2 separate regions of the Homo sapiens genome follow, and region 2 is linked to region 1. Evidence: chromatin contacts called from ENCODE Hi-C or POLR2A ChIA-PET data. All regions are on one chromosome and are shown on one strand. The core of a region is the stretch at or near the end of the contact, and the rest is flanking DNA. Distances in the headings are between cores, read along the strand shown.

Region 1 (3,173 bases), core at 384-2,883:
TTTAAAGTAACAAATCAACAGAAGAACGAATTACCCAGTCTTTATTTTAAGGGCAAGAGGGATTTTCCTACCATCTGAGCTAAAAAGTCAGGCTGTACCTTGGCTGGGGTTGGGGAAAAAAAAAAGCCAGGCTGTTAATGCTGCTGAAATGGAAGCTTGATCTAAAAGAAATACTATTTTCAAGCAGAAATACCTTCCACTGGATGTTTAGTACACACCTCCCGCCCCCAGATATAAGCAGCACAAGAGGCCTTCAGGTTCTCAAAAAATGGCACTTTGTTTTTAGGAGAGTTCATCCTAATTCAATCACCTTAATGAAGTTCACAGCACACCTTTTAATTCGTTGTAGGAAAAATAAGATTTTTGCCCAGGATAAGAACTGCGACATTGTTTACTGGGATTGTTTATATTACATAGCCAGATACACAGATGAGCTAACAGAGTTGAAACTGTCCTGTCACACACATTTGCAAGCCTTATACGGTCCAGATAGAGCATTCATAGTTCTGCTCATTCTTATTTTAAAATGTGGTTGTCAAACCCTTAAACAGAAACATAATCTACTATGATACTACCATTTCCATTAGAAAACTAAAATAACATATCTCCCACTTTGAGCCAGGAATATACACACTCTAAATGGAAGGAATGCTTAGGTCCCCCCACAACATATATTCTAATTCCAGAGACTAACACAGTTATTTAAGTTGACAGTAAGTTTGTCTGGACGAATAAAAATTTTTTTTAAAGCCAAAAGCTATTTTATTTATGTGCTTCTATCTCCTTTAGTTAAGATGGCAGGTCCCAGTTTAATATAAATTTAAGAAATAGGCCCATTCACATTTTGGAACTCATTTTCTAGAATAAAATAATTAAGGAAATGATTTTCCCACAATAAGGTTCTTATTTCTAAGAACCTTAGTCAATGAATTGCATTTTAACAATTACATTTAGTCAATGAATATGCATTTTAAACAAGAAAATCCTTTGAAATCTTTGTATCATTTCAACTTATTACAAGTTAAAACCAAACAAACCAAGTGCTGAAACGAGCAAAACAGAAATCTCCATTTTTTAACCTACCATCAGACATGCTCTTTAAGATGTAGAGGAAACACATCAGTAGGCTCTTAATCTCAGACTGGTCAAGTTTATCACAGCGAACCACGGAATTTCCCAATGTGCTACTTTGTTGGTGCTAAAAAGAAAATACAGGTGATTTTTCTATTTAATTACGGGAGGAAAACGTGTTTCCCTTTTCTCCCTTGGAAGAGAAAGACTCTTAGAATCAAGTCAGATCATACACATTGGAAGGTGCAAGTAACTTGCTGACAATTAAACCACAGGCACCCTTTCGCCCAAATATAACACACTCAGATGCTGCCCATGGAAGCCCTAGCTTGTCTCCTCAGCACGCTCTCCTGAGGGACAAGCAGAAGGCACAGACCTTTCTCACTGGATAAACACAGCTTTAGCTATGCCAAGTAAAACCTTCTGAGATGCCAAGTATATTGAAACCTCATGCAAGAAAGTATGTGTGCTAGGATCAAGAACAGAAACCATGACTCAGAAGACACTGCACAACCAACCACCTCCTGAGGACAACAGCCGTGGCTGAAACAGCAAGTGCCTGTGGTGCTGCTGTGACCAAAGCACCCCAGAACCTGGAGCCCAGGCGCCATCACCCAGGGTGCATTATGGGGCGTGCTGTGGGCACTGCTCAGGGAACACAATAGGCAGGTGCCCAACCGGGACAAACAGGGACACGTCAGCACAGCATGGCCAGAGGTCCTAAACTGATGAGGTCACTCCCTCATCAGCTTAGCTCAACACTGCAAACGTCAGAAAGCTTGGGGCAAACAAGAGGGCAATTTTGCCACTAGGCAGCAGGTTCTTGTGGAAAAAAAGCAGAACAAGAATCTCATCATGTGATTGCAAACACAGGAGATTTAAAAACTCTCCCAGTTGAATTTCCAATTGAAATAAAAAAAATTTTTTTACCAAATATCAAAGCAAAAACAATAGTGGAAAAAAGATGTTTTATTCAAGGTGCTGGTGGCCAATTGAAAAAAAAATTATGCGTGTGTGTGTGTGTGTATATATATACATATATATATCAGGCTTAATAAAATATGTGAATATTTTCATTTACAAAAAAATACAGGGGAAATTAGTGGCAAAACTGGTATGGATGCACCCTCTGGCCTGCCCACTTGATCAGAGCCACTGGAGAACTTAGTACTTCCGGCAGTGGGAGGGAAGGTGTTGCATTCAATGTCTCCTCTGGCAAAGGTGGAATCATTAGAAGGGAAAAATCCACAGTGACCCGGTTTTTCCTGGCTGACTGGCAGCTCTCCTCCTCCTCTTCAGCACTGCGTATGACACAAGCAGAGTGCCTTCGGAGCAGCTTCTCCCTCTATACATGAAGGCATGTTGGGGTCAAGGGAAAAGTTCAATACGTCATGACACACCCAAACTGAGCTGCTCGCACCTCAACAGAACTGCATTTAATGGTAACCATGTCAATGCCAGCCATGGGATGCGTGACAAGATTATAAACCTGATGCTGAGGAAGGATGTCTTCCGGGTGTTTTTGGAGAACTAGGGATAAATCCCTAAATGGCTCAGCTGTTTATTGGGATGGGCACTTGCCTGTAACTTGAAGTAACTTAGAAAATCTGTGCCCAAAGTGATACCAATCTACCATGGCTCCAGGTTTAAACCCACACTTTATCCTTTCCTACAAAGTTCCAAATGGTCTGAGCACTTAGTAGTTTCAAGAAAAAAGGCTAAGTATGAGGAGGAAGTGTTGTGTTGTGGGTGCGTGCTGTGTGAATAAAGTGATTTCTTACCCCTGAATCACCTATATGATCAATTATTCTCTGGAGCTGGCTTCAGACCTAACACCCTTGTGGGTGGAGAGCTGTGTTGATGATGGTGTCTCTGGTATAAAGACTACAGGGAATTGGCCAGGTGTAGTGGCTCACGCCTGTAATCCCAGCACTTTGGGAGGCCGAGGCGGGCGGATGACGAGGTCAGGAGTTTGAGCCCAGCCTGGCCAATATGGTGAAACCCCATCTCTACTAAAAATACAAAAATTAGCCGGGCGTGGTGGCTTGTGCCTGTGGTCCCAGCTGCTGGGGAGGCTGAGGCAGAGGAGTCGTTTGAACCCA
Region 2 (3,173 bases), core at 242-2,741, 150 kb after region 1:
TTCCTATTTGCCACATGTGAAAGAAGAGCAGACCAGTAGCGATGTGAAATGAGGTTTGTCTTCAAAACCACCCACTCTTTTGATATCCTTTGTTGGTCTCTCAACACTTCCTTCCCTCACTCCATCCACATCAGACTATTTCCAGGGATTGCCATGGGCAGCCTTCACTGTTCTTTGTGGGAATTATTTTCCTGTCTCTGTGCATTGCTGGCTTGCAATTCCAGCCCTGGCTGGTCAGGAATACTCCAGTCACCCCCTGACTTTGTGCATCTTTGTTATACAATAGAAAACATTTCCATGTGGGGATTCTGGGAGAATAACTGAGAAGCATGCTGCTTTCCAGCCCCGTAGCTAACGAGAGGTCTGTTCTGCCAAAGTGTGGCACTGGCCCAGCCCCACCCTTGACCAACACAGCAGATTCTCCTAAGTCCCCAGGATCATCTCTGTAAAAGCCCTGAGGATTTTCTCAGACTAGGGCTGAGGCCATTCTGCTCTTCCAAGATTTGCTGCAAACCACAGAAACATCTCCAGGGTGATGGTGAGGGTGTCATGCATGTGACACCTGCCATTCTCCTCAGCTTTTCCTCTGTACTTGGTGGACCTCTGTGAATGAGTCACAGATGAGAACAGCTGAGGTGGGGCCGGGATAGACAGTGGAGCCTTGGGGCAAGGGTGATGGCAGCTGGCAGGCATGCATCATCAGAGAAGCCAGACAGGGCAGCAAGGTCCGGGCACCCAGACACCCACAGCGCACATGTCTCAATTCACTAAATGAAGTGGAAGCCCCTGAAGGTAGGACCCACCCTACCCTCAAGATGCAAACTCTGCTCACCCTCTGGGTATCCACTAAGACTGATTATTTGTCTAGGCATAGAGACAAATGGGAAACACCTGGCACCAATTATGTGTGGAGCACTCGAAAATCCTTTTTAACCTCGGATGCACTTACAGCACTCATGGCCTTGGTTTCCATCTGAATGATCCGGGCAGAGTCTCACACCAAGCTTCCAAAACCCTTTTAAGAATTTCCGAACCAAGAGACTTGGTGAAATCCATGAATGAGGAAGTCTTGTGGTACAGGAAGCATGGTCCAGGTCAGCCCCTACCCTACCCACCTGGCCTCTTCCAATCCATCACCCACCCAGGCACAGAGGAGCAACATTCTCAAATGGGGCTGAGATTAGGCTGCATGGCCCCTAATCGTCCAACTGCTAAAGTCTAGGCACAGACTCGTTGGGACCCCTCATCTCACCCTCCAATGATTACCATATAGTCATGGAGAGAGGCGAAGGCACAGACAATCCAAGGCCTTCCAGATTTCCCTGTGGGTCTGAGCAACCAGGCTCATCTTCCTAATGGTGTTTCACTTTGGGCTACTGTCAAAATTAGTTTGCAACCCCAAACTCACAATAAGTGGGTGGTGGAGGAAGCCAACCATAGTGTCCTTGGGGCTGGAGAAAGGGAAGCAAGCTCGGATCACACTTTTGCTACGTGAATCACCTAACCACAGATAACAGGGTGACAGGAAGTCAATGATTTGTATCATCTCCCCCTTTGACTCTTGAGATAAAAAGACCTAACCCAAACTTCAGAGAGTCACTGGCAATGGAGGCTAAGACACTGCAGATGTGGGGAATAAAAGCCCAGTGTGGCGATTCCCTGAGTTCCTTGAATAGTCTTTCCAACTAATTAATCTTCTTGTTCACATGTTCAGAGGGTGAGTGTGTGACCTGGAACACAGGTCATAGGAGCAGCTTATGAACAGATGTGTGCACGCATGCACGCGCACACACACACACACACACACACACACTCTCTCTCTCTCTCTCTCTGGAAGGTGACTAATGAGAGGATACCAAAACAACCCTTCTTTTAACAAGAAAAGCAAAAATAGTTTTAAATTGGCTTTTAAAATCTCATTTCCTAATAGAAGGATTTCTTGAATGATGATTTCCCTTGCTTGTTTCCAGATCATCTGGCCTTCTCCTGAATTCTCCAGTTGCCTGATTTGAGCCAAGTCCTGCGTGTCTGGGGTTGCAGGACAGACAACATAAACAGTACTAAAACTTATCCTCAGTGTTTCTTTCTTTTCATGTTTCTTTTTTAACAGAAAGAGGGCGATTCAAAAATTATAAAAATGGAAAAGGGTTTAAATTACTGATGCACAGAGAGGTTGTTTTTAAAATTAAGACCATTCCTGCATACTTTGCCTTTGGATGGTGTCCAGCATTTTTCAGATAAACATGCATCTGCACAAACTATCAGCGTTTCCACTTGTTTTACAAAACTGGTCACAAAGAGTATGATTTGGACAGAAGCCTGTATCCTTCTGTAACACAACAGCCCAGTCCAAAAGGTGGTTGAATGCTAAGGGTGAAAAGTGAAAACGGAAATTCAGTATCAAATCTCTTGCACCAAAGTTCCCAGGCACCATGACCACTCCCTGCCTTGTTATTTGGCAAAGAACTGGTTAAAAAAAGAAAAAAAGAAGAAGAAGAAAGCAACAATAAGACGATATACACTTTTGGGGAGTAGCTAAAATGTTTAGGGCTCTGCCTGCCTTAATACTCAACCTACCTGACCCCCTAAATCAGTTTGGTAAAAGCAAGATGACCTGATCTGATTCTGGGATCTGGGAGAAAATACACGCAGAAGGGGCTCCTATCACCAACTCTCATTATAAATATGCCACAATCCTTTTCACAGCCCTTCTCTGAGTCTTCTCCTGCCCTGATGTGTCCTTCTGAAGATGCAACACTCAGTTCTGAACAGAATGCAGAACCCCAGCAGGTCATGCATCTGAATGAGAAAGCAGTATCTTCCTGTCCTCTCTTCACAAGGCCCCAGGATGTTAGGACCAGCAATGCAATCTGCTGATGTTTTCAGCTCCTTTCAAAGCAAGGTGCTAGATTCCCAAACTTCTCCTCCTGAGGGCTTGCTTGGCAGAGTAGCTTAGTAGAGGGTGGCTTGCAGGTGGCAAGATACAGCACGGTAGGACACCATTAAAAATCTCATGCCCTCCACAGTTAAACATTTGAAATTTGCTCAAGAAAACTGTCACATACTTGAAAAAAGAAAGAAGAAAAATGAGGTAAAATCATTCTCCTCACTCGAAATAAAAATTGAAACTCATGCACAGAGATGGGCTGGCATACAGACTCCATTTGTTCTGC

Evidence for each region. Hi-C counts contacts between places; a loop is a spot of excess contacts on that map. ChIA-PET counts read pairs that join two places held with the same protein, here RNA polymerase II (POLR2A). Pooled maps may share reads with other maps.
Region 2: a loop to region 1 is called in a pooled map, with 4 times the contacts of the local background. The contact joins two enhancer-like sites. A Hi-C loop is called at or near these places in 5 of 50 pooled maps. POLR2A ChIA-PET finds 5 or more read pairs at or near these places in 3 of 52 experiments (PC-9, activated naive CD4-positive, alpha-beta T cell and naive thymus-derived CD4-positive, alpha-beta T cell).

What each region holds. Positions count from the first base shown.
Region 1 is chr13:98,852,325-98,855,497 of GRCh38, forward strand. DOCK9 (dedicator of cytokinesis 9) reads right to left here. Exons shown (of 53, transcript NM_001366683.2): 35 at 1,084-1,198. Among named protein-coding and RNA genes, the nearest start is that of DOCK9-AS1, 22 kb to the left of the region's middle. RefSeq lists an enhancer at 1,485-1,794. Within about 2 kb of position 1,634, at least 4 of the 41 ENCODE cell types and tissues checked have a DNase peak (open chromatin) inside an H3K27ac peak, as active enhancers do.
Region 2 is chr13:98,997,505-99,000,677 of GRCh38, forward strand. It overlaps a transcript of DOCK9 not described here. Among named protein-coding and RNA genes, the nearest start is that of DOCK9, 21 kb to the left of the region's middle. Within about 2 kb of position 1,492, at least 4 of the 41 ENCODE cell types and tissues checked have a DNase peak (open chromatin) inside an H3K27ac peak, as active enhancers do.